Linked DNA regions of Mus musculus: region 2 is linked to region 1. A link is a loop called in an ENCODE intact Hi-C map of the cell type or tissue named here. Cell type or tissue: gastrocnemius. All regions are shown on one strand. Each heading gives the region's core, and the rest is flanking DNA. Links, peaks and the distances in the headings are about the cores only.

The links. A loop is a pair of places that touch in the nucleus more often than their neighbours do. Peaks named below come from ENCODE experiments on the same cell type or tissue, not always from the same donor. Only the 100,000 strongest peaks of a DNase experiment are listed, where the experiment ranks them.
Region 2: a loop joins it to region 1, with 2.0 times the contacts of the local background. A loop is called at or near these places in 2 of 42 quality-filtered maps.

The regions. Positions count from the first base shown.
Region 1 is chr12:91,087,990-91,104,034 of GRCm38, forward strand. The region is part of intron 20 of Cep128 (centrosomal protein 128); the gene reads right to left. Among named protein-coding and RNA genes, the nearest start is that of 5430427M07Rik, 50 kb to the left of the region's middle. In gastrocnemius, for the core only: no CTCF peak of the experiment used is centred there; no DNase peak of the experiment used is centred there.
Region 2 is chr12:91,179,934-91,195,978 of GRCm38, forward strand. All of the region lies in intron 20 of Cep128 (centrosomal protein 128), which reads right to left. Among named protein-coding and RNA genes, the nearest start is that of 5430427M07Rik, 140 kb to the left of the region's middle. In gastrocnemius, for the core only: no CTCF peak of the experiment used is centred there; a DNase peak (open chromatin) is centred at 7,812.

The DNA of each region.
Region 1 (16,045 bases), core at 3,287-11,286:
AAAATACTCTTTTACACTTATGTATGCAATGGCCATTTACAGATTTATTCTCCCTTTGTCAGTGTGCCCTAAAAAGACAACAACTATGAATGTATCATTTACATTGTACTGGCTATTGTACGTAATCTAGGCATGGCTCAAAGTGCATAGGGTGCTTATGTGAACACTACACTATTATTTCCCTGGAGGGAACTGCTGCACTGATCTTGCTATCTAGAGGAAGAATCCCAAGTAGAGATCAAGAGACAAATACAGACACAAAACACTTACAATAGTGGCAGGTGCATAATAAAAAATTACTTTTTTAAAAATTCCCCCTAAGTATCTCTTGTGAAATCAATAAAACGTGTAATAAGTATCAGCTGTAATTTTAAACAAACAAAAGAAAGAGGCCACTAGGCACTCTGTCTTCCTACTCCACCTAGGACAGAAAGCTACATTATTAAAACTCTGTCATATCTACTGCCACCAGCTGGCTATCAGTGAACATGCCACAAGGAGCTCAGAGTTTCCTCATCAGACCTCAGCACAGAGAACACAGGTTAAAAAAAAAAAGAGCAACACTGAAAATCTCTGTCTATCCCTTGTGGTCTGGGAGACACGAAAACAACATGCCAGTCCACAGATGGGCATCAACTGGCCCGATGCATGAAGCTTCAATAAAGAAATGGTTTTACGGGCCACTGTCTGTCTTGGCTATGTGGTTCGACACACAAAAACAGGTACTCGTGTTTTCATTTAAAGCTAATTCATTTCTGGGGAAACATTCCCCAAACTTCAACAGTACAGAAAAAAAAAAAGACAAGAGCTTCCTAGCCAGCTCCACCTTGCTCCTTCGTAGCTCTTGGGCTGAGGAAAACCAAGAGACACAGAATGAACGTTCTGATGTAGCCAACAAATACGCTTTTGTCTTTTCTATAAAGATAGAAAGAAAGAGAAAGTAAGGGTGTATTCACTAAAGAATAAATCACTGCCCTAAATTGGTCAAGGGCTATCTTTGCTTTAAAAGACCCTTGATTAACAAAAAAGGGCAAGAACTCTGTGACTCATGGTAAACACTATTTCCAGGTTAAGTGTCTTCTGCCCAAATGATGATGCGCCTATTCACATAGCATTCTCAACTGTTCACAAAGTGCAGTTTGAAATTCCTTAGCTTAGAGGGACTCTACATTCTAGCAGCTACACATTTTAGAGTCTATGCAACCTCTGTTTATTTCATTTTTTTGACCATCTCTTATTTATAGAACCTACAAAATATTCTTGATTTTTTTGTTTGTGTGTTTTATTGTCTCTGTGTTTGATGCAGCTACTAGGGAGATCCGTGGTGTTTTCTAGGTTACAAGTGAATGCAAAAAATAAATGAAAGGAGGACATGACTGCTTCCAAGAGGCTGAGCGTTTATTATCGATATAGAGGGGAGGGAGCACAGGCAGAGGCAACTGGAACAGTCCAGAGTGATCATGACAGGCCACTGAACTAGGCCTTGTGAGAAAATGGTGGAGGAGAGAGGAGACAGAAGCCAAGAGGTCAGGAGTGAGCAGGAGAGCAGGAGAGCCAAAATAGCTGGGTTACATAGGAATAAGAAGCTGGGGCTTGGACCCCAGGCCAGGCACTGGGCTGGAGAGTTTAGGGCAGGGAATGGGGTATGCCAGTCAGAATGCCTCTATAGTAGATGCTGCAAGAGGGTGGCAGACACTGTCCTCTTTGATAATCTAATAGGCACCTTAGCCTTTTGACCATGGTTTGAGACATAACAAGAGGTCTACCCTAGAGCCAAACCACACTTGAGCTTTTAGAAGGAAACTCTCATATTTCTGCCACTACTATGATCTAGTGATCTAGCTGTATACAGTTCCCTGGAAAGGGAAAGCTGGAATGGAGTAGAGCATGCTTCTTACAAAGCATAACTCCATGTCAAATACCAGGAGTGTCTCCTTTGGGAATTCCCACAGACAGCATGCACCTATATGTTTCTGCTGGCTTTGAAAACAGAGGAAGGCTAACATGAGCCAATGCCTGATCATAATCTCTACAAGCTAGGAAAGCCAAGGAGACAGATTCTCCTCCTGACCCTGTGTGAACGAGTGCAGCCTTGAGTTTGGTTGATATTAACTCTGACCTCCACACACATCCACCAAGTTTGTGACATGTCATATAGCATTCTAGGAAACCCATACAATATAGAAGTTTTAATAAGAGATATATTCTGCTGAGAACAGATTTAAGGGCACGCATGACCAACGATCTAAAGGGCAGGTAATCAGCATGCAATCCCTATGGTACAGGGGACGCCACAGGAGATACACAGAATTCAACGAAAGCCTTGCAAAGACGCCTGTAGCCAAGTAGGACTGGTCAGAGTGTGGTCCTTCACGGCCAATTTTTAAATGTTACATCTGTCATAATTGCTGACTCCAAAAAGCATCCTATGTTTAGGTCCTCCAAAAGTTCATAGTGATTTTAAAAATTATCCTGAGTGCTATGCCTACACTGGAGCATAATTATACAGACAAGAATATACAATATAAACATTCCTATAAAAGGCACATGCCAATATGAACATGTAAGATTCAGGGTGCAGCAAAATATTTCAAGGACAGAAACTGCTTCTCAGAACTGTCTTCAACAGCTGCTCTAAAGCCTGCCTCACAGTGTACATGTTATCCACATGCGTTTTCTTACATACTGAAGACATTCATAAGAATTTGACTTATAACTGTGTCAGGTGTTGTATGCTATCATCTAAGGCAACAGAGTCACAAATATATTAACTAAATATTTTACCTGCATTATTTTTTCTGAATTAGGGTCACAAATCCACACAGTTTAAGCACTTTATAATGCAAAGAACAGTGAGCAATCAGAAATATAAATGGCATATGAAGATCAACTGAGTAAAGACATGCGATTAATAGGTGATAGGACAATGAATGACCACTTACAGCGCAGTTCTGAGTGAAGCAAAGACAAGAATCCACATGGATCTCAGCATTAGATAGCAATCACTTGCTCACACACTGGAAATTTTCCAAATTTTGATAAAACACATAAACTTCAGATTGAAGAAAACATGGGACTGCTAAACAGAATGAACCATGGGACCCCAAATGGAGACACCTGGTAGTCAAAGGTCCTGAAAATCAAAAGCAAAACATCTTGAAATCAAGAAGAAGAAAAAAATTAACTCTAGAGGAAAAAAAAAATCAGATCAATACAGATTGCCATAAAAAGAATCATTTTTTTTAACATTAAAGGAAAATGGCTAACATCCTAGAATCTTCTATTTAGTTAACATTGTTAGGAAGCAAGGTGAAGTCAAGCCTTGTTTCTGAAGATTAAATTAGTGACCTGGAGAGAGGGCTCGGCAGTTAAGAACACTGGCTGCTCTTTCAGAGGTCCCCAGTTCAATCAATTCCCAGCAACCACACGGTGGCTCATAACCTTCTAGAATTGTCATCTCATGGGATCAGATGCCCACTTCTGGTGTGCAGACAGATGTACATACACATAAAGCATCTATATACATAAAATAAACAACTCTTTTAAAAGAAAGATTAAATTAGTATATTCCCAGGATTCTAAAGGAAGCTCTCCAAACAGGAAGGAAATATGTTGAGAAGGACTTGGCGGCTGAGTTGATGGCAAAAACAGAAGCAAAACTGTGGTTTATGGTCCTGAGGAGATAGCTCTGTAGGTAAAGGGCCTGCTGTGTAAGAAGGGGCCCCAACAGTAAATCAACCCGAATTGACATTAGAAAGCCAGGCACAGTGGCATACACTTGTAACTCTAGGACTGGGGAGGCAGAGGCAGGGAAATCCCTGGGTCTCACTGGTAGAAGAGCCTAGCAACTCAGTGAGTTACAGGCCAAGTGAGAGAGACATGTCTCAAAAGAACAAAAAAACAAAAACCAAACAAAACAAACAAAAAGGATGGAGAATAACTACCAAAATACAAGCAGTGTCAACCTCTGACTTCCATATGCAATGTATAGGCAAGTATATGCACCCCCATGTATAGCACCATATACCATAACCCCCCTACACACACACAGAGTCAGTAAAGAAATGAGATTTTGCAAATGCTTCAAAAAGATAAAAATACAATATCTTGCCTTTAATTAATTCAGTGTGTTTATTAAGGTTTGATGGACAGTATTAATTATGAAATTGACAGATTATAAAGTCACCTAGGAGACAAGATTCTAGGCAGAGCTGTGTTACATTAGGTTAGGTTAACCTTTGGGCATGCTTAGGGGATTATCTTGATAAGACAAGTACTGAGTGAAGATTCATCCTAAAACTGGCTAACATCATTCATTCTCTTGGCTTGGTCCTGGATTGTATAAAAAGAAAAATGTCAGGTGAGCAAAAGTATTCAGAGTGCTTTGTCTCCTTAAGAGCACATACAAGGTGACCTACTCCCTCAAGCTCCTGCCACCGTGACTTCTCTGCTCTGATGGACTGGAACCTGGAACTATGAGCCAAAACCAAACCCTTTCTTCCTAAAGTGACTATTGTCAGGATATTTTCTCATAACAACAAGAAAAAAAAAAAACATTGACAGAGGTACTTAGAGTTCATTTTCTGAAGTGCTCCTAGACATTCATGTGCCCTGGCTTTGGAGTTGACTCAGCAAGCTGGACAGAGACTTTTGTGATGAGAAGCATCTCTGATAGCCAAACACAGAAAACAACCCAACTGTGCATCAAAGGATGACTGAGGAAACAAAGTGATCCTTAAAAATACGTTCCATCATTTGGTTACAGGAAAAGGCAGGACAGGTAAAGACACAGACAAGAGATATGTTGGGAAGTGACAAGAAGGTGGAGGAGACAAAATGGAAGTATGTCCTTACAGTTGTGGGCTACTGGGCTTATGTCTAGAATTAGACAGAAGTAATGATCATAAAAACGTATATAAAAATGTACCCTTAAAAGTAGATTGTTGTTTTGTGTGAATCTTACTATTCGGGGAAATAAAATAATCATAGGTTCACCATCCCCTGTATGAATAAAACACAGGACATGGGCATTGGTATCAAAATGGTTTCTATACAAAATAGCCCATCCTCTTTCTACTACTCTAAATGGTGACCAAAAAACAAAAACAAAGTCACAAGGAGGACACTATTTACTCTATCTCTCTATCTATATAATTTAAATAAAAATTTCCCATCTGTGCTACAGTGCTCCCTTCAAGTGCCAAAAATCGCATAACAACAACAAAAACAAAAATCATAAAACCAAGCATGACAAGAACACTTTTGAGTTTTTGAGTTGGGGTTTTAAGTTTTAAGCCCTTTTTTTGAGTCAGGGTTGTCTAGGAGACTCCCAAAAAGTAAAGGCTACTGCTGTTGCTCCTGGTTGCCAACAGAGGGGGAGGGTAAGTCCCTACTGTTGAAAGTACCATGAACTTGAGACACAGGAGCAGAAGACCACTGAGCTGGAAGGGTGTAGAAAGCCTCCTCCCTGAGGACTAATGTTCGTGGTACCAGAAGGCATCATGCAAGTTTCCAGAGAAGGAAAGCAACCAACAGCCCTACCCACCTGTGAAGCCTATGAACTACCACAACAAAAACAAGCCTTGCATGATAACCCTAAGAGTACATTACTGGCACACGTACTTTGGCAGTAACCAAGAGGTCTCTAATTTGCTCCACAAGATGGAAACCATGCCTGGTTCTAGAAACTTAATCACCTACCTATGGCTAGTGAATTCATGGATCTTGGAGAACCTATAACCATCAGCTTACTAACAAATCTCACTCTACATTATAAATATTTGTTCTTATCTTCACAGGTAAGTATGGTTCTCAACCTTCATCAAGGAAATCTCTCCTTGCAATATGTAGAGACCACGGCAGAAAACCACAACCAATAAAACCCAGAGTTGTGGCACCCAGTTCATCTGTAACACATCTCGTGCTCCTAAGGCTCAGCAGGGGAGGAGGCAGGTATGTTTTAAGAGCTAAAGGATCAGGAAGTTTACTGTGAGATTATGTTTCCTAGAAATGTAGGAAGCCACAACCATAAAGTCACAACAATATGGAGGTCTAAATGAAAGCTAAACAAGGATAACACAATAGATATGCTAAAGTGGATGGGGAAATCCCAGATGTCAATCAGAAAGAAAAACTAGAGGCAACCACGGGAACTCTGAAAGCAGGAGAAATAGTTTTCTCCAGGGAAGACTACATCAACAGAGGTCTGATACCAAGGGGTCAGTCTTGCACACAAACATACAAGTATCATTATAAAGACTAAGCAGATTGTATGCATGTATTGAGGAATAAGATGGATGTCACAGCGAGTTTGTAAGTATAATGACTCCCAGCTCCCAGATAAAAAGCTGGATGTGGCATATAAGTATATATGCATGTAACAAAAATAGAGGGGAAAAAGGCAATGAATTTGAAAGAGCATAGCCGGGTATGTGGAAGATCTGGAGTAACAAAAGAGAAAGGAACAAATGATGTAATTTTCTTATGATCTCAAAAAATAATTTAAAAAGAATGTAAAAATTAAAGGCTTGTTTTACTATTTATATGAGATGGTGTACATAGCCTTTTTAACAAATAGTAATTTTCTCACACTAATTTGCAGATATGATGATTATTATTATTCCTTTCATATTAAAATGCATTGAAGACCACTGAACTTGCATAGCAGGACTATGTTAGCAGTACATATTATCAGTAGGATAAAAACCATTTACTCTCATGCAGATATCCTATTCTTTCCTGAAACTGATATGTTGCAACATACTGGCTTTCTTTCCTTAGACACTATTAAATAAAAATTAGTCCCTGTTGTTGATTTCAGTAAGTGGAGAACCAGCAGAGAAAGTTGTGAAACAATGTAGTTTAGTTAAATGCCAGAGGGACATATGAGAAAATCAAAATGTTGTTACTTAAAACATCGCAGGAGTGCAGAGATGACACAGGGTAAAGTGCTTGCTTTGCAAGCATGGTGGATGCAAATATGAGTTTGCACCCTCAGACCCCAGATAAAAAGCCAGTGTAGCATCAAATGCCTGTACCCCAGGGCTCGGAGGTGAGGGACACAGAGAAGAAAGGAGAAGATAGGAGAAGCTCTGGTACTTGTGGGCCAACCAACAAAGCTGAAATTCCATGCCACAGGTTCAGCAGACAGACCCTGTCTCACAGAGCCAGGTGGAGAAAGAGCAAAGCTGGTGCTCATTGCCAGCCTCGAGTTTCCACACACACACAAGAGAACACACACAAGAGAATTCTCAGGCAAGTAGTGAGATCCTGGTCCTATGTGGTTATCCTATTTTTAAAGTGCACGTTCACCCTACTTATAAATATTCTGCAAAAATTCCAAACGAACTTACAGATAAGCATCCTGAACACAGCATCCAGCCTATTCCCACTCGAGTCTCACAGGATCCTAATCCCCCCACTTAAACTTAAAGCAGTACTTCTTAATACTTTTTTTATTTAAAAATGCTCTGTGGCTGAGAACTAGTTATCAGATTGCATACCAAACATATATATGGTCAAGTATGGAAAGATGTTTGTAACTTTCCTGATGCAATGTAAAACGCACAACTAAAAAAACACCAGAGGAAATCACCATGGCTCAGTTTCAGGGCACTTTAGTCTGTCACGTGAGGAAAGGCATGACTGAGAGTGTAAGGCAGAGTCAGCATGTGACGTGGACATCAGGAGGCAGAGAAGGGATCAGAAACATGGGCAGGCCATAACCCTCCAAAGAATATCGCCAGTGACCCAGGACTATCAACCAGCCAGGCCCCATTTCCTAATTGCTTTATAACTTTCCAAAATTTCCTAACCAGTTTCACAGAAGATATTCAAATACCTAAGCATAGGGGAGTAATTTTACATTAAAACCATATTATAGGCATTTAGCTAAACTCCGAAGAAATTATCTCTATTACTCTATTATGATAATCTCTCTGAATATGAAAGAAGAGCAGAGGAGGGAAAAAAATGCCCAGTAGTTTTCATTCCAGCATAATGTCCAGACTCCTAGACGCATGGTTTATAAGAAATCTGCCTAAATTTTGAAAATTTACTTTCAAAAGAATTATCATCTGTCTCAGTGAAGTATCCCCTTGATATGGCTGTAGTATCAGCCCAAGGCAAATCGCTTTCTTAGGTTTCAAGGCCACACTGTGATGGAACAGCTGAGAGAATAAAATCGAAAAGAGGGAAGGCTTATTTCCATGTGTGGCTTCTGGAATTTCTTTCCATCATCAGGTGGACTTGCTGTTTGGGGTCTGTACCTGAGAAGCCCATCTGGGAGGGGCGCTTGTGCCACAGCAAAGCTGTTCACCTTGGTGAGAGAGAAGCCAAGAAAGTACAAGGTATCACTGTCTCGGTGTCTCCTTAAGCATGCGCTGCAAGTAATTTAAGCACTGTGGACTGGACAAGCAAGTTTCCCTACCTTTGGAGAGGCTTTGGATCCAATGCACAGTCCTGCGCCTGCTCAGACTCCACTCAGACACCTGTGTCCTTGGATCGTCTTCCTTCTACTTCAATCACGCCATTATTCTAGTACATTATTCTCAGATCTTCCTTCCATATCAATAGACTCAAATTCTTTGTTATTATATTTAGAGGCCTTAGTTATGAATACGCTTTAATGAAGACTTGTTTGCCTAATAATTTTCTGTTGAAGAGGATTAAATCCAACATTAGGGAAACAGTCCACCCTGCATTATACCAGCAACTCATGGAATTTTAAGTAAATAATAAAAACAAACTATCAAAAAAAAGTGTTCACATGGTCCAAGAAGAAAGAAGAAAGAAGAAAATACAAAACACTGACTCTGCTTCACTCTACTCTACTCCTTACATCCTCCCGATAGCTGAGGCCAGTAGCTTACTATCCTGAACCCCAAGATGAGAATATCAGATGAAGTAAAATGAAGCCAAGTCACCCACAATGTCATTTAACAATAACTACCTGTTATTAAAGGTTCAGGACACATTATCAGTACCCTTTATTGCTTTCTCTGTATTTTCTAAGCTTTAATTGTACCAAAATGTTTGCACCATTCTTTCAGTAATAGTTATTTTTGGCAAGAACTAGGAGGAGCCAGCCAGGTCTGAAATAGGGATGACTTCACAAGTAGAACAATAAAATCAGAACTCAGGGGTATCTAGGCCTGCAGTCACTTTCCACCAAGCTTTTCAGGGAAGGCTATGCAACATGATGCAGAGGTACCAGGCTGGAGTGAGGATGCAGCATGATGCAGAGGTCCCAGGATGAAGTGAGGAGAGTGGGGCTCTCCTGCTGCCGGTGGGTACCACAATGGACTTGTCTCTTGTTCACCATGCTATAATTATGAATGAACTTATGTGATTTTATTATTGACTGTTTTACAGCGCACACCTCTAGCACAGGCATGCTGAACACTGCACTTTGGTATCTAGATGCCATCGTCTTAGCTGAGCTACTCAGTGGGTATGAAGAATAAGTATTTGGAATGAAGATGGATGACAATCATCTCCCAAACATATAACAGATTCTGCAGTTAGTATCAGTAATCACTGTCATTGTCAGGCCAATGCGTGGATAGAGCACATGACAAATTGCTCCCATTCACCTCTAATAACTGTTTTCTTTTATACCTAGCTAGGCTAAGCACACTTCCCGTGATCACAAATCTTCCCTTCTCCTCCCTGACAATTATAATGATTCCCCTACTTACCCAGGACCCGCGAACTCCAATAAACAAATTAAATCACTATTTCATTTGGAAGCTGCAAACAGTACAAAACAGATTTCATTTCACCCCACAAAGGGATTGTTTACCACGACAATTTTCATTTGTTAGATCTGTTCTTTTACATCAGAGTCAAGGCAATCAAAGACTCAGAAGGTCTTCAAAGGACAGCTTTCCCCCAAACCAGACATCAGAGAGAACTTGTGAAGGGCAGTCAAGCATACCAAACCCGGTTTAAGAAGAGGCGAGGTTGGGGTTTTAGTGGTTTCAGCTCTTTACTACTAATGGGAATTTAAACTGTGAAGCTCATTTCAATAGAAGGGACTGAACAAAGAGCAAGCTAACAGCAGAAGTAAGCAAGACAGTCTCCAACCTGAGATAACAGGAGAAGAGAGCCCGTGCTTACGTTACCGCTCTGTTCAGATGGCAAATAGTCGGCCTGGATAATCTCACAGGCCATTGCTCCCTTTAATTAGTAGCTTTCATAAACATAAAGAAGCCTCAAGTAAGGTTTAATACTGATTACAACTGCCTAGTCCATTAACAAATTGTCACATTAACACTGCCACGTTACACCGCCTATCTATAAAGGTTACTTGTTTCATTTTCATAGATTTTAATTAACTTTTCCTTCCCTCCTGGGGTTGGTTATTAAACAGCAACTGAGGCATTTTGCCTATTTTGCTTCTGTCTCTACACAATTTTGAGCGAAAGGGAGATTGAAAAACTATAGATGAATAAATACATAACTAAATACACATAGATCCCCCAACATTAGAGAGTGCGGAAGGCTTGCTTGTTGGTACAAAGAAGCCAGGCTCTGTAAATGCCACCAGCACACCGAATCAATTACATGTTGCCCTGATGCTTCTAGAAGTCTCTTTCAAATCCCCCCTCCATCAGCAGCTTCTCTTATTTGCGTTAGCTGGGAACGGTACATATAATCATATCTGACAAGGTAGAGAGAGCCGGGGCTTATAAAACAGAGAAAGCAAGGGAAACCACTCAGTGTTCCGATTCCCTAAAGTAGAAAATGTCTTTGTTTGGAAAACAAAATGTACTGTTCTTTCAGGCTAATCCTTGGGGTTTAAGTAGGTCTATGGGTTTATAACACAGAGCAAAGGATCAGCTCTCAGCAATGACCTCCTTGGCCAGCCCTTTTCTATATAAATATGTAGACACAGGAAGAGCCTGGTGCTGAGTTGTGGTAACATGGGTGTAACATGCACAACGTCTAAACAAACAGCATACCACCAGAAAGAACTGCCCTTAAGTGATCAAACATAATCCCAGTACTATTCTTCCTCCCATCATGACCCTTACGCCCTTAATCTGCCCGGTATGCACACATGTGTGTATGCACGTAAACACAGATTTTATATGTAACACAATCACAATGTCCAAAGCGGTATCTAACGACAAATATATTCAATATATATATATATATATATATATATATATATATATATATATATATGTATGTATATATATATGTGTGTGTGTGTGTGTATACATATATATATATAAAAGGAAAAAAGGAAAAATTCTTTGTGGACCCAAGAGCTGTTAGATAATCATAATTGTCAACTTAAATAGATCTGGAATTAACCAAAACAAAAGCCCTAGGCACTCCTGTGAGGGGTGTTCATGACCAGATTATGTGAAGCAGGGGGACTCGCTGTAAATGTGGGCAGAGTCTTCGGACAGCAGCACAGGAAAAAGGACAGGACAGAAGGACGCTTTGCTTTTGCCTCTTGCTTTCATGCCCGCTGCATGTGTCCTCATGGCTGTGCTGCTTGTGGCCGTGGCATTCCTTCACTGAAACCAAACTCAGCTTCTCCAGCATGATAGACATCGCTGGCCCATCTGGACCACATCCTGTAATCCAGTCTAAGAAATCTCCTGTAAGTGTACATGTATTTTGAAATATATTTATATATTAAATATATATGTGCATATGTACATGTATACACACATACATAGACATATACATTCTATCAATTCTGTTCTCTAAAAAAAAAAAAAAAAAAAAAAAAAAAAAAAAAACCCTGACTGATACAACTCTCATGGATCAATTTTCTGCAATCTGGCCATCTTTGGATAGTTTTCAAGTGTTCAGTAAGTAGGATTAATAGGGTGTAGGTCCACAATGGCAGGTTCAGGCAGACCTGCAGAGAATGAAGGCGCAGCTGTTTCTTCACTGTCCTGGACCAGAAAGTGGAGCCCAGGCTAACTTTGAAGACTTCAGTTTACAGCTTTCCTCTCCTAAAGTAAATCTCACTTCAGGTGCTATCTACACACATTCACCCATCCTTTCTGAAGAACCCTGCCTGGCTCTGCTATGCACCTAAGATAACTTCCCTTGTTGTCTCAGCTCCATACGCTGGGGATTCGCCAGGACTAGCTCTGCCTAGAGCACCATCTAGGGAACTGAGTTCTTACTCAATCAGGATGATCTGCTTTGAGGTAGAGAGATCTTCTAAAGTATCACACACAGCCATATCTTCCCATAATGCACCAGTTTCATACTCTTTGCAGAAACAGGAAGCATTTTCTATGTGAGTACCTAGGTGGCATTGGTTGGCTTGCTTTGAGTCATTACATACTCAGACACCTAAAGCAGCACTAGGCTCCTCAGAGTTGATCATTAAATACATGTTGACTTTGTGGCTCCATTTCTATCCTTCCTGCTCATGGAAATTAAGCCTCACAGAACACAAACAACAGTTCACCATAACCATTTGCAATGGCTTTCAATATATGACTGTTATGTAGAACACAATATTTTTACAGGCCTTGATGGATGCAGTTTAAACAACTATCCCCCTCTCCACTCTCTATTCTCGAAACAATATTTACAGTTAAGAGTACTATGCTCCACTGAAGTTCAACCCAAGACTTCTGTCTTGCTTCCCCTGATTCATCTGAGTGTACATGTCCTTCCAAATGTACTTACTCATCACATTTAAATCCCAACATAATGATACTACAAGCTGGAGACTTTACGTTGTGAATGCATGAGGAAGGTGGGCTGTTTGTGATGAGAATACTAAGATTATAAATATGTTAAAAGGAACGAGCTAGGCCACTTTGGCTTTCATTCCCCATCTCAAAACATACGGGGACACAGTGGTAAACTGGCCTCCACAGAGGAAGTTCTTAGAAGCAGACACCTGACTTGCCATAAGACAGGATGAAAGTAGCTTCATGTTTAAAATTCTCAATATCTAGAACTGTGCAACAGTGAATTTATGTTGCTAATAAAGTAGCCACAATACATCTAACTTTTATTCTTCAAATTCCAGAAAAGTTTACCCTGAAGAGCAACTTGTTCTTGGTAGCTGTTTGCACAGTCAGGATCTTGCTTCATGCTCTAACCCTGCATCTCCACACTGTTTTACAACATAATTAGTTATCCCTTATTACTTGGGTCCCTTCTCTCATCTGAAAACACTTTGGGTTTACCCTTGCATTTACTCAAAGGCATGCCTGGAAATCAGAAAGAATGGGCATCAACTATACAAAGGTAGACTAAATTTTATGTTAAAATTTTAAATATTTTTCCTGGTGATTTCAACGACTCTGAACTATGACTTGAGAATACTGGCAACATGTTAAGATGCTACAACACTAAAGTTTTACATTTCTGCAGTACAAATTTCATTTTTAATAAGTTACATAATTAAATACTTGTCACATGTAATTTCAAATATAAAACAGATATTTTAAACTCAGTAACGCATTTGGATAAGTAAATATTATGTAATTGGGAATGTCTGGGCATGACTCACTTCTTTGTAAGGTAACCTTGCTTAATATTTCAAGATTTGCCTATAAACTGAGCCTGAAACCGACTTTGAACCTACTAACACCAACACATTAAGTCATGTGTCTTGACCTTCACAACAAAAATAATAGGAATTTCATATAGTAAAGATATAAATTTTGGTATTCTATTTAGACAGTCCTCCACTGCGTAGCCTAACCTCCCATCCGTTGGATGGGCATCTGGGTGCACATTTTCCCCAAATGATGGTAGATTTGCACTGGGCTTCATAAAGTCTCCCTTAGGCCAGGAACACATTTCAGACATAATTATGGGAGCAGTCTGCGGCAGTGGAAAAATGTTAATGGAACCACATGGAAATAAAGCCATGTCATTGGTGTCATTTACCAGTACACTCTAACCAGCAGAGCTAACCTCAATGTAAATAGCAGGCAAAAATAGCACAGCACTCCATCTCTTAGAGAAATCAGTTTCTCTGGAAACACACAGTGAGATGGAAGCACCTGAGAGTCATGGGTTTTGGACCAAAAGAGGGCACATATGGGCATCTTTCTTTTCTTGTGTGTGTGTGGTTTTTATTTTCTTTTTGCTTGCTCTTTTGTTTTTGCACATGTACATGGGCCAAGAAAATATTCAAACAACTATAAAAGGGGGTAGGGAGAAAGGCGAGCTTCCCTACACACCACTGAAATACTATCTACCTAGTTCCCAGAATGATCAAAGGTCAAATCACTTTCAAAATATGCTTGCAGCTCCGTGTGCTTAAGACTATATGTGTTGAGGCACGTGTGGGTGGTATGGATGTGTAATTATCTTTCCCCTAATGTCATGTTAGCAAGTTATATATGTATAAATTTCAGATGACAAGTGTTTGCTTCATTTTGAACTTACTCGATTGGAAATATAACAGAATATAAACAATATAGTGTATTTCATATGGCTTATCCTTTTATTCCCCTCAGAGAAATTTCTAGTTGGCTTAAAGTCAGTCAGACTTGTCCATCTTTTTCTACTTATTTTAAATTAAACTATGCCGTTGCTTCTAAACTCTAGTCATTTAGCATAAACATTGATGAGCATCTTTACATTAAAATGAAGATGTTTTTTATTCTTCAAAAATGACAGAGGAAAAATGAAGTATAAACTGTAAATAAATAAAATGATTTGCAAGATTTATAAAGTCTAAAGGATTTCCTTCTGTATTTTTTTACACCAAGACAATATTTTATTAACTATCTGAAATGTCACAGGGCGCATCTGAATCACATTTGACTTCCACTCCTCTCAGGTCCACCCTCATGTTCTTATTGCCCCCTATGTAGCCCCCCAGAAATACACCACATACAGGTTGTGATGCCAACATATTCATTGGAGAATGCTCCAACTCCCAGCGGCCAGCCCCTGAAAGACAGTGGACTGTATGCTCTGCCTCTGCTCGCTCCCACACCCTGAGCTCAGAAGCCATAAATCATTCAGAGCTATACTTCAGCATCTTTATCCGTTTTTTAAGCTTTTCATTGGTCCTTTGTGAATTTCCTATCATGTACCCCAATCCCACCCATCTCCTCATCTCTCCATATCTGCCCTGTGCTTGCAACATGCTCCCCCAAAGAAAAGAAACATACAAAAACATCTTGCCATGGAGCCTGTGGTATGTCATAGAGTATTCCCTTCTGCCTAAATAGCTTTTCTTGCAAATGTTCAGTGCAGCGAGTCATTGGTCTGGGTTGGGGGCTCTGGCTTCTGCTATACCATCAATACTGGATCGTCCCTGGACCTCCTTTCAGATGCCCCGTTGTTGCCCTGTGCCATGGAGACCCTGCGGCTTTGGTTCAGAAGCACTGGCTTCTTTAGGAGCTCCAGCAGTTCATACATGGGGTAGATGTTGGGGCAGCCTGACAGCTCTCCCTCGCTCATATCATCAAGGATATCTTTCCCACACCCGTACCACCTAGGCCAGCTCTCTAACACTGCCCAGGCATGGAGCAAGGACAGCTCTCATCCTCTTATGCTCTCAAGGCTGGGTCTCCCACATGCAAGGCATCAGAGTCAGCTCTACTGTGCTGCACAGGCAAGGTGCAGGGTCCCCTCTTCTCCCAAGTGCTGGAGCTGGCAAGGGGCAGGGCTTTATTATAATTTCAAAGGACACTCTTCAATAGCTTCCCATCTGGGTTGCTTTTCTTTTTTCTTTTTTTCTGGCGGGGAAGGGGGGCGTTATCACAGAAACCTACTGGGTCTCTCATTCTTATTTATGAGTCTGCAGTCATCAATGCCACTGCAGAAGAACCCTGAATACCCATAACAGGAAAAGGTCATGGCCATCAACAAGGTCTCCTGCAGCAGCCCTGATCACAGCCATCAACATGGCCTCTAGTGGCAGCGTTACCTTTGCACTGAATGCTCTGATAAGTTCCAGGAGTTACAAACTAACACAATGCACATCCTATAGAAACAATGCAAGACCCTACCATTCATGGTCTTGTAGCATGATTTAAGAACCAAAACATTTGCTTTAACAAAAAGACAAAGCATAAACACATTATCA
Region 2 (16,045 bases), core at 4,307-12,306, 93 kb after region 1:
TGGTAATAAGGACACATGCTCCACTATGTTCATAGCAGCCTTATTTATAATAGCCAGAAGCTGGAAAGAACCCAGATGTCCCTCAACAGAGGAATGGACACAGAAAATATGGTACATTTACACAATGGAGTACTACTTAGCTATTAAAAACAATGAATTTATGAAATTCTTAGGCAAATGGATGGAACTAGAAAATATCATCCTGAGTGAGGTAACCCAATCATAAAAGAAAATACATGGCATGTACTCACTGATAAGTGCATATTAGCCCAGAAGCTTGGAATACACAATATATAATTCAGAGTCCACATGAAGTTCAAGAATAAGTCAGACCAAACTGTGGATACTTTGGTCCTTCTTAGAAGGGGGAACAAAATACCCATGGAAGGAGATAATATACCCAGAGACAAAGTGTGGAACAGAAACTGAAGGAAAAGCCATCCAGAGACTGCACCACCTGGGGATCCATCCCAGATACAGTGACCAAACCTAGACACTACTGTAGATGCTAACAAGTGCTTGCTGACAGGAGCCTGATATAGCTGTCTCCTTAGAGGTTCTGCCAGTGCCTCCCAAATACAGAAGTGGATCCTCACAGCCATCCATTGGACAGAGCACAGGGTCCCAATGAAGGAGTTAGAGAAAGTACCCAAGGAGCTGAAGGGGTTTGCAGCTCCTTAGGAGGAACAACAATATGAACTAACCACTACCCCTAGAGCTCCCAGGGACTAAACCACCAACCAAATAGTACACATGGAGGGATCCATGGCTCCAGCTGCTTATGTAGCAGAGGATGGCCTTGTCAGTCATCAATGGGAGGAGAGGACCTTGGTCCTGTGAAGGCTCGATGTCCCAGAATAGGGGAATTCCAGGACCAGGAACAGAAGTGGATGGGTTATTGAGCAGGGAGATAGGGGGTTTTCAGAGAGGAAACCAAGAAAGGGGATAATACTTGAAAAGTAAAGAAAATATCTAATAAAAAAGTCAATATTTAAAGGAAAAAAAGAAGAGTTAATGGACAGGAAATTGAGTGTGGATTTTAACTTTTGAAAATGTATTAAAACAGAGAGGCTCTAACTGGCTGTCAGGGAAGGCAGGATAAGAATCTAAAGAGAAAGAAGGATCGCCATGCTCCAGAGACAGGCCTTATGCAACACCTTTGAGAGAAGAGTTGAGCAACGCACCAGACTTGAGTTGAGGAAAGAAAGATCCAGAAGGTTGAAGACCCATGGAGCTTCTAAACACTATTTGCAGATCAACACCCACCAGCCATCCCACCACGAATAAACCTCAGAGGAAATATGACAATCACAAAAAACTATTACTCAAAGTATTCAGAGCAATGGCTGTGATACAAGATGATGGCAACAGAGAACATGCACTGTGAACAAAAGTGTCTGCGGGCACAGCTCACACACAAACTGCAATACCGTAAGATGGAAGAGCCAGGCCATACTCTATGAACACTGAATTTCTTGCACGGGTAAAATTAAAAGCAAAAGGATGTCTTCAGTACATAGTCAGACATTATGTGTATGAATTATTCAAGAGGGGAACATGAGTATATATGAATGAAAATCTCAGGCAACAGCAAATTAGAACATTGTCAGAGGCATCTCAGGACAAGAGGAAACAGTGGGGGGCGGGGGGCTCAGACTGATGAAATCCCATCAGGATGCCATTAAAGGATCTCTTAAAGGCCCCAACTCTTCACACCACCACAGTAGCTGTGCAAGTTTAGCATAAATTCCAAGGAACATTCAAATCTGTACAATTATTTGGTAGTTCAGAAAACAAAGTATGCACATTTAATGTCTACCAAAAAAAAATACTTTATTCCTTAACAGGGCATAAAATGCTCTTTTAAATTTCCATTTTTTCCTATTTAAAAACCATTTTACTCATTAAAAATAAATTTGAATCACTCTTTGCTTTTGGGCAAAAATAGGAATCAACTGGTTTCAGAGTCTTACAAGGCATCAAATAGAGTGCACGTTTCTCTAAAAGAGGGGTGACAAATGAACAATCACGTGAAAGCCCAACAGAAAGTTATAAAAGGCAAGAATTAAAAATAACAGATCCAATTCTAAACTCTACAATGTATTTAAATCTAGAGTTCAGGCAGTTATTTTAAATTTAGAATATAATTATATACTTAAAAACAATGTTTTCCATAGGCTACATCACTATACTTAACCAAATTAGTGATTTGTTTTTACCTTGTCAAGATAGATACACATCAAAAAAGCTCATCAATAATTTAAAGGAAAATTGTGGCAATTAAATAAAAATCATTTTAATGTATAGTGAATGTTAACGCTTCAAAGATGTTTAGTTAAATAGAAATATGCAAGGATTCCCTGAGATATTTCCCCACAAGTGCTTTGTTTTTCATAATGAGTACAGTTTTCACTTTAGTTTTTTGTTTTTCATTAAAAATGATTTTGCTTAGATAATTTTGTACATCAACCATAAATGAGGATAGCTTGTTGTTTAGTATATTAGGTTAATCACATCACCTAGAGTCTATGAATGGGGTGGAAAACACTGGGAAGAAAGCACAGGGATTGTTAAAAGGATGGAGGGCTGTTTGCACCCCTTAGAGAGGGGATGCCTATACTAGAAACACGAGGAGTAAAAGAAACAGACATGATTCAGAAACATCACCCTGAGTAGAGGAAAAGCTACCAATGGGAGACACTGAACGATAATTAGTTCACCATTAATTAAAGACAGGATTTGAGGCAAAGCATTCCCAAAGAATGAAGACAAAAACTCATCATTATCAGAGCAACACAGTCATTATCAGGTATAATTCTGAAATAAGATCAAGTGTGAACAGTGTATGTTCTCAGATAAGAACAGTGATGCTGCCCAAGCACACGCTTGGCCGAGTACAACAGCCTTCGAGATGGTTTCTCTGTCCATTCTAGAAATGTTTAGCACACATATCCAAAGACAATAACTTATGCTATAGTACATAGCTCAAAAAAAAAAAAAAAAGCAGTCCCTCGTTGGCAAAATGTTTAAGATGATGTCACTGACCCACATTTAAGTCACTATTTAGAGCAGTCAGAGAAGAGAAAACTGCTTTCTGAATTCCCTACATCACTCTATGAGTCCTACTTCTTTAAATTATATCAACAACTATTGACATTGTAACCATAGAATATATACCAGTATTTGATATAGGCTTTTATTTATGAGAAAATTTTGCTTTGAACCTTGAGGGAACATTTTAAATCACTGATAATATACAATCACATACATACACACACACACACACACACACACACACACACACACACACACACAGAGAGAGAGAGAGAGAGACAACAGACAGAGACAGAGACAGAGACAGAGACACACAGACACAGACACAGACACAGACACAGACACAGACACAGACACAGACACAGACACAGACACAGATACAAAGGGAAAGAACCAAACCAAACAGTTTTGCCCATGACCTCCCAGGTTCCTGCCTTCTTTACCAAGAGTGTTCCCTCTATTTGCAAGTTCTGATTATAGACTTCAAGGAAAGGAGGTAGGTCCAAGTAGAGTATTACATTAGTTATATTTTCCCAGTCTCACCCAGTCAAGATTGTTACCATCTTTTTAAGAAAACAGCTGAAAATCTCTACTCTGAGAAAAAGGAACTGCTTCTGAGAAGAACCAGGTGAAGAGCCTCACCAGAGAAGAACGGAAGTGGATCTCAAAGCCTCACCAGAGAAGAACGGAAGTGGAACTCAAATCCTCACCAGAGAAGAACGAAAGTGGAACTCAAATCCTCAACTATATTCCTCAGCTCTTACAGATCTTAGGCTTTATAATCAGTGTTCAGGGCTGTAAAGGGGTGAGTGGGAGAAGCTGTGTGTTACTCAGCAGGCACCAAACAACACCCAGGACTTTAACGTTTAAACGCGTGGCCAGGGCACGTCACCCCCATTCCTCCTTAGTTGCTCATTCTGTAAGTCAGTCTTCCTCTGGGAATGAGAAGATGATTAGCTGGGCTTAAGTCTCTTCTCTCCAGAAACAGAGATCTGGTTTCTGCAGTTGACATAGGCCACACAGCAGGCAGTATTCTGGAAAAGACTACATCTCGAATAAAATCAAGGGAATGGTAGAAAAACTGATAAACAGGAGAAATGATCTACTACATCTGCCACAGGGCTCCTCTGACGTCAGATATTGACTCAGCTTCCCTTTGTTGATTGAACTGGGTTTTGTTCCTACCATATACATCAAGTCTATATAGCTTTTATCTTAGTGGGCTGGATTCTTTTTCCTCTGAGTGTGTGCTATTCATTCTACTCACCTCACATGTGTGTCTGAACTGAGGCATAAGTGCTAACTGAGGATTCTGTTTTGGCTTGGTAATAAAATATGTGGTAACAAAATTGATTAAAAGGGAAAGACTTCTCTTCTGATACACAGGATGGACTCATGAAACAGGAGAGGCCGGTTGTCCACTACAGAAAAACCTACTGATTTTCTCCATATCTGCTTTTAGTGAAGCCAGTGTGCTTACTTAGCAGAGCTTAGTGTGGTTACAGCGTAAGGAATATCTTGGTAGGATAAGATAGGAAGTGCCCGGAGAGGGAAGAAACGGAGCGGGATGGCTTCTGGGAATTAATTTCCCCTTCCCCGTGCTCTGCCCAAAAGGGAGAAGCACGTCACTTTAGATTGGTGAGAGGAAAACCAAGTGCAGGCAAAAACTCTCTAGCATCATATTCTTTGCTCCCTTCTAGGAGACAAACTGACTGGCTGTCCCAGAAGTCAAAGCCTTAGCAAGTTGGCAGCAGTGCATGGGCAAGAAGGTGGAGGGTCCAAGGTTTTAATGCACTAAGTGAGTGACCTTTAGTCCCAGTACAGTCTCAAAGGGAAGCAGGAGGCACTAAGAGTGGCTGGCACTCCTACAGAAAGGTAGTCACACTCTAGGGAAGCTACAGAGCAGACTGCCTTGTAGAATTTAACTGAGTGTACATGCAGGCCGGGAGAAGGAAGCACAGCAGAGGGAACAGAGAAGAGAAAGACCAGCACTGGTTCATGGGAACAAGGCCCAGCAAAGACCATCCCAGAAAAAGTCAACATGGGTGGTAACGGAAGCAGGTACCCTGCCTGCCACACAGAGGCGTAAGTTGCCTCCTCAGGCACTGGGAAGATTAACTGAGAGACGCTCTCCAAGCCCAGGCATCCTGGAAGGGAATGCTTACATTTTCAACTAGATCCGACACTTAGCTTACTTCTACCTGCTCCATGCCATGTCTGACAGGATCTCATTTTTGTAATGGTTCGAAGGAAAAGGATTTTTTTTTAATCACCGTAGTGCTTGCTCTTTCTCCCAAATGCTAATCCTTGCTCCCTTACTCTAGGCGAGCTGCGCCTCAGCCAGGCTGGACAGCCACGGTATTAGGATCTCTGTGCTGGGGCTTTTCTCTGACAGGCACATTTGCCTCTCAGATATCCTCAGGGATTGCTGCATTTTCTTCTTCAACCTAATCACTCGCTCTAATAGCCTACTCTGATCTCATTGAAAAGACAAGCTGCAGCCCTCTAATGTCGCAAAGCAACAGTCTTATATACCTAATACAGCTGCTTTTAAATTCTGTGCTCACCCAATGCAGTGCAAGCAGCGGGACTGCAGAGATTTCTATTCCTCTCCAGTTCTGAAATTAGAACAGAACTTTAGTAGGCACCCAACATGTGGTAACTAAGCAGTGACCTGATGTCCTATACTCACGCATGGGCTGTGACCTCACATGTGCTCCTGTGCAGTCTCCCCTTATACTATCCTCATCACCCTGTCTCAGGCTCAGCCACTGGAATGCAACGTCCAATGAGAGTCAAGCAAAAACCATGACGTTTGTAGTACAAGGGCCACTAACGTTTGCTGACTTCTTCCTTTTATATGCTTTATGTATAGCTGTGGATCTGGTGCTGGCCCCTTCCCAGGAAAACATTATCAGCTGTTCTGAACAGAGGAAATAAAAACCAAAACTGCTGAGACAGTCTCCAGGGTGACAACGCCCTGGGATTCAAACTCAGACGTTTAGGCTTTATGACTTCACCGTAATAACTGTTCATTTCATCCCAAGGCTTGGACATTTCCAGCCGTCGGTGGGACACCTGCTGCAGGTTATTTGGTGAAGTCGGTTCATCAGATACTTACTACAGTTAGAGCTACTTTACAATAGGGCAAAACAAAAGGGTCTAAGGAGTACAGTAACACAAACACGTGAAGGAATGTGTTAAATAAAATGTTCAAGGACAAAAGCATGTATACAGCACAAAAATTATTTATTTTTAACTATTCTTCACAGTAATCAGGAAAAAAATGAAACCAATGGGAAAGAGAAATTTCTTAAAAGACAGAATAAAAACATACAAATTGAAGTCACACAAAAGGTGAAAGTATCTCTCATTACTATATTAAAACAGCAGAACACGGGGGATCACACCTTCTTAGTCCACGCCTTCATTTGAAATAGAGATGGCTAAGAAGCAAGGCATGAAGCCCCCACCCATATGCATGTACATACATGCATGTGGGGGCCAAAGGACAGCCCTGGGTGCTACTGCTCAGGTGCTGTCTGCCTTCTTTCTTTCTTTGGCCAGGGTCTCTCAATGGCGTGAAGCTCACCAAGCAGGCCAGGCTGGCTGGCGAGAGCCCTCAGGACCCACCTGTGTCCACCTCCACAGAGCCGGGCTGACAGAGCCGGACACTGTGCTTGGCTGTTCTAGGTGGGTTTCTGGAATGGAAGCAGGTCTTCTGCTCTCAAAGTGAGCACCGCACTGCTGGCTGAGCTATCTCCCAGGCTGCAGTGTCGGTTTTTAAGAACTCACTGAAGTCACATCCCAATTTAGACATTTTAAAATTCAAAGTCAAAATAACTATATCGGAAAATACACTGTTAACTTGGTTCAGCCACTGATTTTCTTGCATCAATAACTTTCAATTTAAAAATATTACAAATATGTCATATGTCTTCTTCTAATGTAGGGATAATTATAGCATCACACATAGTCATACAGAATAATAAAGATTTTTGCTGACCCTTCATCGGTGTCTGAGTCAGGGTTTTGTTGCTGTTATGAAACACCTCGAGAAAAAAGCAAGGTGGGGAGGAGGGAACAGGTTTATTCAGCTCACACTTTCATATCACTACTCATCACCAAAGGAGGTCAGGACAGGAACTCACACAGGGCAGGAATCAGGAGGCAGGAGCTGATGCAGTGGCCCTAGAGGGGTGCTGCATATTGGCTTTGTCCCCATGCTTGCTCAGCCTGCTTTCCTACAGAAGCCAGAACCACCAGCCTGGGGTTGGCACCACTCACAAAGGGCTGGGCCTTCCCCATCAATCACTAAAAGAAAAATACTTTACAGCTGGATCTCATGGAGGCATTTTCTCAACTGAGTCTCCTTCCTCTCTGATGACTCTAGTGTATGTCAAGTTGACATAAAACCAGCAAGTATAATTAACTTCACATATGGATGCCACTGAGGGTCAAGACTAGAAAAGCTACACAGACACAACCCATTTACCTTATTCTGATGACACCAATGTTTCCTGCACTGGTTTGTGAATGTGCTGACTAGTTTATGTCAACTTGACACAAGCTAGAGTCATTTGGGAAGAGGACACTCATCTGAGAAAATGGCTCCATGAGACTGGTCTGAAGGAGTTCGGGAGGGCATTCGCATCAATGACTGAGGTGCATGTGCACAGCTCACAGGGAGAGGTGACAACCCCAGGCAGGAGGTCCTGGACAGTGTAAGACAGCAGGCTGAACAAGACACGGGGACAGAGCCAGTAAGCAGCACTTAGCAGTGGTCTCCCATCCTGCTCCTGCCTGCAGGTTCTTACCCTGAGTTCCTGCCCTGGCTTCTCCTGGCAATGGATTTATAAACTGGAAGATATAATAAAGCCTTTTTTTTCTTAAATTATTTTGGTCATGGTGATTTATCACAGGAGTAGAAACTTTAAGTAAGACAGTATCTATACTGTCATACTCAGGCATGTATGTGGGTGTGTGTATCTGTGTGTAGGAGAGAGAGAGACAGACAGACAGACAGACAGACAGACACAGTTTAGAACAGCTCAGTTTGGTTCTGAGCAACTGTGCCGCATGTGGATCTCTGTGAAAGAAGTCAGGCCAGGTCCGCTCCATCACAAGACTCTCTTTACAGCAGCAGGTGCCACTCCCTCTTCCTGTGCTTCTTTAGAAAGCCAAAGAATTTTAAGTGAGCAGCAGCATCTCCATTTAGAGGAAACCCAGTGGGTACTGAGAAAATCTCCAACCACTAGAACTCAGAAACTACTCACTCTTCCAAGGTAAAGTCTCACACAATAGGGAGGACACACTCTGAGTCACAGATTGATTCGTCCTTTATCACACAATTACATTGAAAATGATGGATTCTATAGGAAATAGCTTCAGTACTGTACTGGCTGGTTTTGTGTGTCAACTTGACACAAACTGGGGTCATCACAGAGAAAGAGCCTCAGCTGAGGAAATGCCTCCATGAGATCCAGCTGTAAGGCACTGTCTCAGTTAGTGATCAGCGGGTGAGAGCCCAGCCCACTGCAGGTGTTGTGATCCCTGGGCTGGTGGTCCTGGGTTCTATAAGAAGGCAGGCTGAGCAAGCCAGGGGAGCAAGCCAGTAAGCAGCACCTCTCCAAGGTCACTGCATCAGCTCCGGCCTCTGGGTTTGTGCCCTGCATGAGTTCCAGTCTTGACTTCCTCTGGTGATGAACAGCAATGTGGAAGTGTAAGCTGAAAAAAAACCTTTCCTCCCCAGCCTGCCTTCTAGTCATGGCCATTCACTGCAGCAAGAGAAACCCTAAGAGTACAGGTATGTACTCTTAAAGCGTTACATTTTATTAAGATTAAACTGGGAATAAACTGCCTGTTTTCATGTGGTGGGTGAAAAAAAAATCCCTAACATAAACATTCTAATCAAATATATTGTAGCCAAAAGAAAATCTTAAAGCAAATCTTATTAGAGAAAAGTGCAAACAATAAACTCTAAATAAAATTTACAACCAGCTATCTGGAAATAATCAAATACACGTATGAAATAAGTGAAATGTCAAACATGATTTGATATATATATATAATATAAAAATGTGCAAAGATTACATACACACTGGAAGTTAGAGGTTCTGTTGTAAACTTTCCATATTCTTTCCATCACATCTGGACCTGAGTAGACACAGATGAGATTCCGGGTGGGGCCTGTCAAGGTAGCTCTTCAGAATGTAAGGAAACCACTCAGCTACTTGGGGCTGCAAATGGAGCTGTTCAAAGAAGAAAACAGCTGGCAAGCACACGCACCCGATCTCTAACTCCCTTGCTCCATCTCGACCCCAGTCCTCTTCCTTACATCAATCCAGCTTTACCTCTTCCCTTTGTTAATAAAACTGTAGCCATGGAAACTTTCAAGCTTATTAAACAGGAGGCAGGCAGATCAATTCAACAGCTGAGAAATCCTATCCAACTTCAAGTATCATCAATGCAAGGCTAATGCTCTTAATTGATATCCAAAGTCACCTACCACTGCAATTCAATAAATTCAGAAACAAATATCAGAACATCTGGGTTATTAAAACTATTTTACAATGTAAGCCATGCTACAACAACAGTCTTATACACTACGGTTATTTCCACTGTATCTTTGACATAGATTCAATAATAAAAGAATAAAGAAAAAAATTAACTATACTCAAACTCTTTCTTTTAAAGAGCTATATCATTTTACAATCTCATAAACAATATATGAGATGGTTAGTTTCCTCACCTCAGAGAAGTGCCACACAATTGGACTTTTTAAATGCTATTTATACATTATGCTCAGTCTATGAAATACTGTCAAATAGTTGTCTTCCCCTTTAATTGTGTGTGTTATTCATGATATGCATTTTCTATCAATTTAAATCCTATTTCATGAAATAAAAACTTTCATTCCTTTCTCCCTTATTAGCTATGAATCCTAGCTATTAGTTGAGTTTTGCCTGATGCCACGTTATACAGTCATGAGCCTACATTTCATACTATTTGAATTATACTTTAAAATATCTCACCATTTAAAATTTATACTAGTAGATGGTGTCAAGAAAAATATAGATTCTGTGTTTTAATACATGTCCATTTTTATGTCATTTTTATTTAAACCCATCCATCTCTACTGATTTCAAATCCCAGCTTCCCTGTAAACTGAATTTTCTAAGCATTTAGTCCAGTCTATTTCTGGATGCCCTACTCTGCACCATTGCATGTTCTTTCTTTCTAGAAGTTTTATACTACATCTTAATGTTTGACAGAGCTAATATTTTTCTCTCCATTTTTTTAGAGTCTTATGGGTTATTTTTCCTATTCATTATAACAAATGAATTGTATAATCAGTTCTTTTTTTGGGGGGGGGGTATTTATTTCATTTACATTTCCAAGGCTATCCCAAAAGTCCCCTACCCACTCCCACTTCTTGGCCCTGGCATTCCCCTATACTGAGGCAGATAAAGTTTGCACGACCAATGGGCCTCTCTTTCCACTGATGGCCGACTAGGCCATCTTCTGATTCATATGCAGCTAGAGACACAAGCTCTGGGGGGGGGGGGTACTGGTTAGTTCATATTGTTGTTCCACCTATAGGGTTGCAGATCCCTTTAGCTCCTTGGGTACTTTCTCTAGCTCCTCCATTGGGGGCCCTGTGATCCATCCAATAGCTGACTGTGAGCATCCACTTCTGTGTTTGCTAGGCCCCAGCATAGTCTCACAAGAGACAGCTCTATCTGGGTCCTTTCAGCAAAATATTGCTAGTGTATGCAATGGTGTCAGCGTTTGGAAGCTGATTATGGGATGGGTTCCCCGGATATGGCAGTCTCTAGATGGTCCATCCTTTCATCTCAGCTCCAAATTGTGTCTCTGTAACTCCTTTCATAAGTGTTTTGTTCCCAATTCTAAGAAGGGGCAAAGTGTCCACACTTTGGTCTTCGTTCTTCTTCAGTTTCATGTGTTTTGCAAATTGTATCTTATATCTCAGGTATACTAAGTTTCTGGGCTAATATCCACTTATCAGTGAGTACATTTCATTTGAGTTCTTTTGTGATTGGGTTACCTCACTCAGGATGATGCCCTCCAGGTCCATCCATTTGCCTAGGAATTTCATAAATTCATTGTTTTTAATAGCTGAGTAGTATTCCATTGTGTAAATGTACCACATTTTCTGTATCCATTCCTCTGTTGAGGGACATCTGGGTTCTTTCCAGCTTCTGGCTATTATAAATAAGGCTGCTATGAAGATAGTGGGGCATGTATCCTTCTTACCGGTTGGGACATCTTCTTGATATATGCCCAGGAGAGGTATTGTGGGATCCTCTGGTAGTACTATGTCCAATTTTCTGAGGAACCGCCATACCCAGTTTGAAATAAAAGTACTTGTGTATACAAAAAGAAAGACGACATTGAGCAAATGAAATGAATTAACTTTGCATTGAATGGCGTTCTATAAAGATGCTTGAGATGTCCCAGCGAAGAAGTCTTTCAAGTGCGGTTTATACTTTTCCTCAGAAGTAACTGTACTTGCTTTTCAGAGACCTTTCTCTCAGGCCGGTCTCAGACTCACTGGGTACCCCCAGTGATCTCAAACCCAGGGCACTGTGTGGACGAGGCAAGCACTCTTCCAACTGAGCTACACCTACACCGGTAAGCCAGGATTAATGTTTCTTGTTAGACATAGTTACTCATCGCTTGCATCTCTGTTCACGCTCAAAAATAAACAGCGCTCCCATTCTACTTCCCATTGGGATTTTTGTTCAGAATAGCTTAATTTCTTATTTTCAACAATATAGAGAATTGAAGAAATTAAATGAATAGGTTGTATTCATTTCTATTTGATACTTTAGATATCAACAACAAATCCATAAACAAGAAGAAATAAGTGAATATCAAAAATAGAAACTCCATTGCTAAAATAAACAAAGAATAGTTAGCTCATCAATTTCTTCTAACAATGAATTTCAACCCTGGGCCTTTAGGGGACAGAAGTGGTTTTTATTCTTATAACTGATGCTATCTATTTAAGATGAGAACGAAACAACGTTAAACAGATTTAATCATATATAAAATAGGTAGAAATATAATTCCAACTGTAAGAGAGTTTTTGCACACAGTTGTAAAACCATCATATTGGTCACCCCTTCCTTTCTTGATATTTTGTTACTACACAATACATTTTATTAATGAATCCTATTTAATATAGAGAGAAGGAAGGTTAAGAAATTTTGATTCAACATTAAGAAAACTTACCCATACCCAGCTACTTTCCTAACAATTATATTTATGCATATCTCTATACAACTTAACAAAATAATAAAAATTAATGGTGAAAAATAACCATAACTTGTTTTTTTCAATGATTTATTATTATAAATAAGTGCACTGTAGCTATCTTCAGACACACCAGAAAAGGGCATCAGATCTCATTACAGATGATTGTGAGCCACCATGTGGTTGCTGAGATTTGAACTCAGGACCTTCAGAAGAGCAATCTCTTAAACACTGTGCCATTTCTCTAGCCAAACCATAACTTGTTGATCACAAATATCACTATTCTATAATAACCTGCAGTCTTTTGAGTACCATAAACACTAAAAAAAAAAAAAATAGACTCTATAGACTCTAAAAAAAAAAATAGACTTCTATACCTTAGATACTATTTAACAGATAGGATGAAATAAGAGACTTATAATAAAATGACTCCTAATGGCATTCTGCTATACATAGATCAGTATCTTGCTCAGCCATCATCAGAAAGGAGTCCTCCTGCAGTAGATAGGAACAAATACAGACACCCACAGAGGAATAATGTGCAGAGAGTAAGACACTGGACCCTAAATGAGATGTCTCCATCAAATCCCATCCCTCAGAACTCAGGGAATCCTGAGAAAGATAAGGTAAAAAGAATGTAAGAGCCAGAAGGATGGAGAACATCAAAAACTAAGACCCACTAAATCAACAAGATCCAGTCTCCTATGAATTCTCAGAGACTGAGGCAGGAGGCACCAGGTCCTCCCAGGTTTGTGACAGGTTAAGTTTATGTTTTTATTGGATTCCTTGCTGTGGGCACTATGAGTCTCTATTTCTTGTACCTTCTTCTGCGCTCTTTATCTGCTGTTTGTTTGTTTTATGTAATTCCAATGTGTTAATTTTGTTTTATCTTATATTTTTATTTGTTATTATCCATTAGAAGCGTGTTTGTTTTCTAACAAGTAACAGAAAGGGAGTGGATTCACATGGTAACAGAAATAGGATGGATGGAGGGCTGGGAGGAGAAAAGGGAAGAGAAACAGAAATCAGGGTACATTATGTAAGAAAAAAAATCTATTTCCAATAAAAGAAAAACATAAAAACAAGACTTTAAATGTTTTAAAATTTTTAAATCATCAAATTAATGAATCTGCTCTCATATCAACTTATCCAAATGATGCACAAATAAGAAATTTATAGCATATATATTCTATTGACTTTAATTGGTTATTTTCTTGAGCAGAATAAGAAGTCAGAACTCATTTAGAATAACAAGTTTTGACAAGAAACCAACTCCAGAAATACATTCACTAAGACAAATTCAGAGACCACAATAAGATTTGGGAAATAAACCATCTGATATGTAAATTGCCCAATATTTTCTTTTAAAGTGATACAAATAAGTATTGGCTGTGATTATTAACTTGCATACTCTAGAGCATAAATAAATCTTGGAACATACAAAAAAAGCCCTCAACAAATAAAACAACTATTCATCCACTGCAAAAAAACAAATACTGGTGCTAAATATAAGACACTCTTTTGGCATAAGAAGCGAATTAGATTTGTTTTCTACTTTTATGAAATGGGTTTCATCATTTCCATAGATAGGGTCACATGTTCAGCTGAGACACTATAAGACCAATGAAAACACTTAGGGAAACTTCTCCATATATTAGTTATTTATTACTTACCCTTGTGACTGTGTGACCAAAAGACAAACACAGGCGACTACACCACACGCGTGTGAATGTTCAGTCTATGCATGTGCATGAATTTTTATCATACTAATGTGCTTCTGTAGGATGAAAAACATAAACCTAACCACCCTCCTTTAAACAAACACACCAAAAGCTGGCACAACGGGGGCCTGTGTGACACTACAATGGTGACAACCTTGTTCTATTAAATAGAGTGAAAACATTCCTCAAGCCAACGGGATTTACTTACTGAGCTATTTGCATGTCAATATACTTTGGTTAGCTGATTTTGCTCTGAATACATAAAATTAATTTGTCTCTTCTAATTTCATTTCACAGATGACACAAGGGCATCTCCAGGAAATTAGTACCTAATATTATAATTCAAGGTCCTCTTTAGAAATAAATTAATTTGAATTATGCCTTTACAAAATTAATAATATGCTAAAAAAAATTGAAAATTATGCATTGTAATACTAAGATCTGCCTCTATCACAGCCAAGGGGCAGGAAAAGTACTATGCGTCTTTGCCCAAGTGTTCTCCTGGAGTCCTAATCAGGGCAATATCTGTAGTCCCCATAAAACTTAACAAGATCTGATCTGATGCTGCCTTCTTCTTTTCCATGCTATGAACCGAGGTCCCACCGTATGAGGTTTGCCTTAAGCACCAGCCATATCTAGCATTGAGCAATGAAAAGCAGTGACCCAGTGAAGTCAGGCAACCAGCACCGATTGCCCTCAGTGATACTTTCCATCCACAGTTAGATCTGGGGAAATCTGTATACACTTAGTAAAACAACCCAGCTTCCTCCAAGCAGATGTGCAGAGAATCCTAGGGCCAGGGTACCCACAGTGCAGTACAAGAGAAGGATCTTCTACAGCTGAGTGGACTGACAGACACCTGTGACCCCATGAATGCCTCATCCCAATGGCAAAGCCTTCTAAGGAGGCTACGAGAGTCACAGCAACCAGCAAGACTTCCTTCTTGCTATCTGTTTTGCCAGTTGCCCAATGAAACTATGGCAGCCAGTAACACACCAGTTGACCCATGCTAATCTTCTGAGCTAAAGAAAAACCAAGTTAGAAGCCACAGGAACAATTTCCCAAACTTTCCATTCCTCAACCGATGCAGCCAATTTGCAAATGCCCTAAGCTTACAAACTGCTACAGGCTGTTACTTGGAAAACACAAGTTTGGACCGATTTCATCTTTTCACAGATGATGAATGACCTGACCTAACTGGAAAGAACACAAGAGTTATATCTAATCATATCATAAGGCAATAAAGGCAGAGATAAAAGAAAGTTAAACAAAACCACAGCTGCTTGTCACGGATACTAATAAAGTCATGGCGGAGAAGAGAGGGGCTGTTTCAGGTAAGCAGCCTTCCCCTTGCACGCAGCATTGTCCTATAAATAAAACAAAACATCAGACTCATTGGAAAACACATGGTGCCTTCTATAAAAGACTTTATAATCTGCCAGCCCCATGTCCGGGATTCTCTTTCCTCGGGCTGCCTTCCTCAGGCCTCATTTGATGAGATTAACTCCTGAAGCTAGCTACTCCTCCACCCTGAGATGTTAGGGTTTGTTGTTATTTGTTTTGTTTTTCCCATTTGCTCATCAAGTTTGGCCTCTTCAGAACTCCATATATACTAAAGTAGGATTGGTCTTCCTGATGTCTGACCCAGCACCCTCCTTTAGAACCTGCAGGGGTGCCTTACAGTCCCTAGACATAGTTCAGTTCCTGGGCACAGCCAGGCTCTATCCCATTACCATCAAAGATATCCAGAGCAAATCACAGAAAGCTGCAGTCAAGAAAGCATCTGAGCCACTGGAAACCACTACTCCAGGGCAGGACAACCCTACTGTGTGCGTGGTTGGTGTCATGTGGTGCTTACATTTAAATCACAGATTGTTTCTAAGGTGAACTCTTTTTAACAACATGGAAAGCACCAGTAATGCTGAATCAATAATACTGATTTTATTATTAATTTTATGTAAGTTACACTTATTAATCTACAACTAACCTAT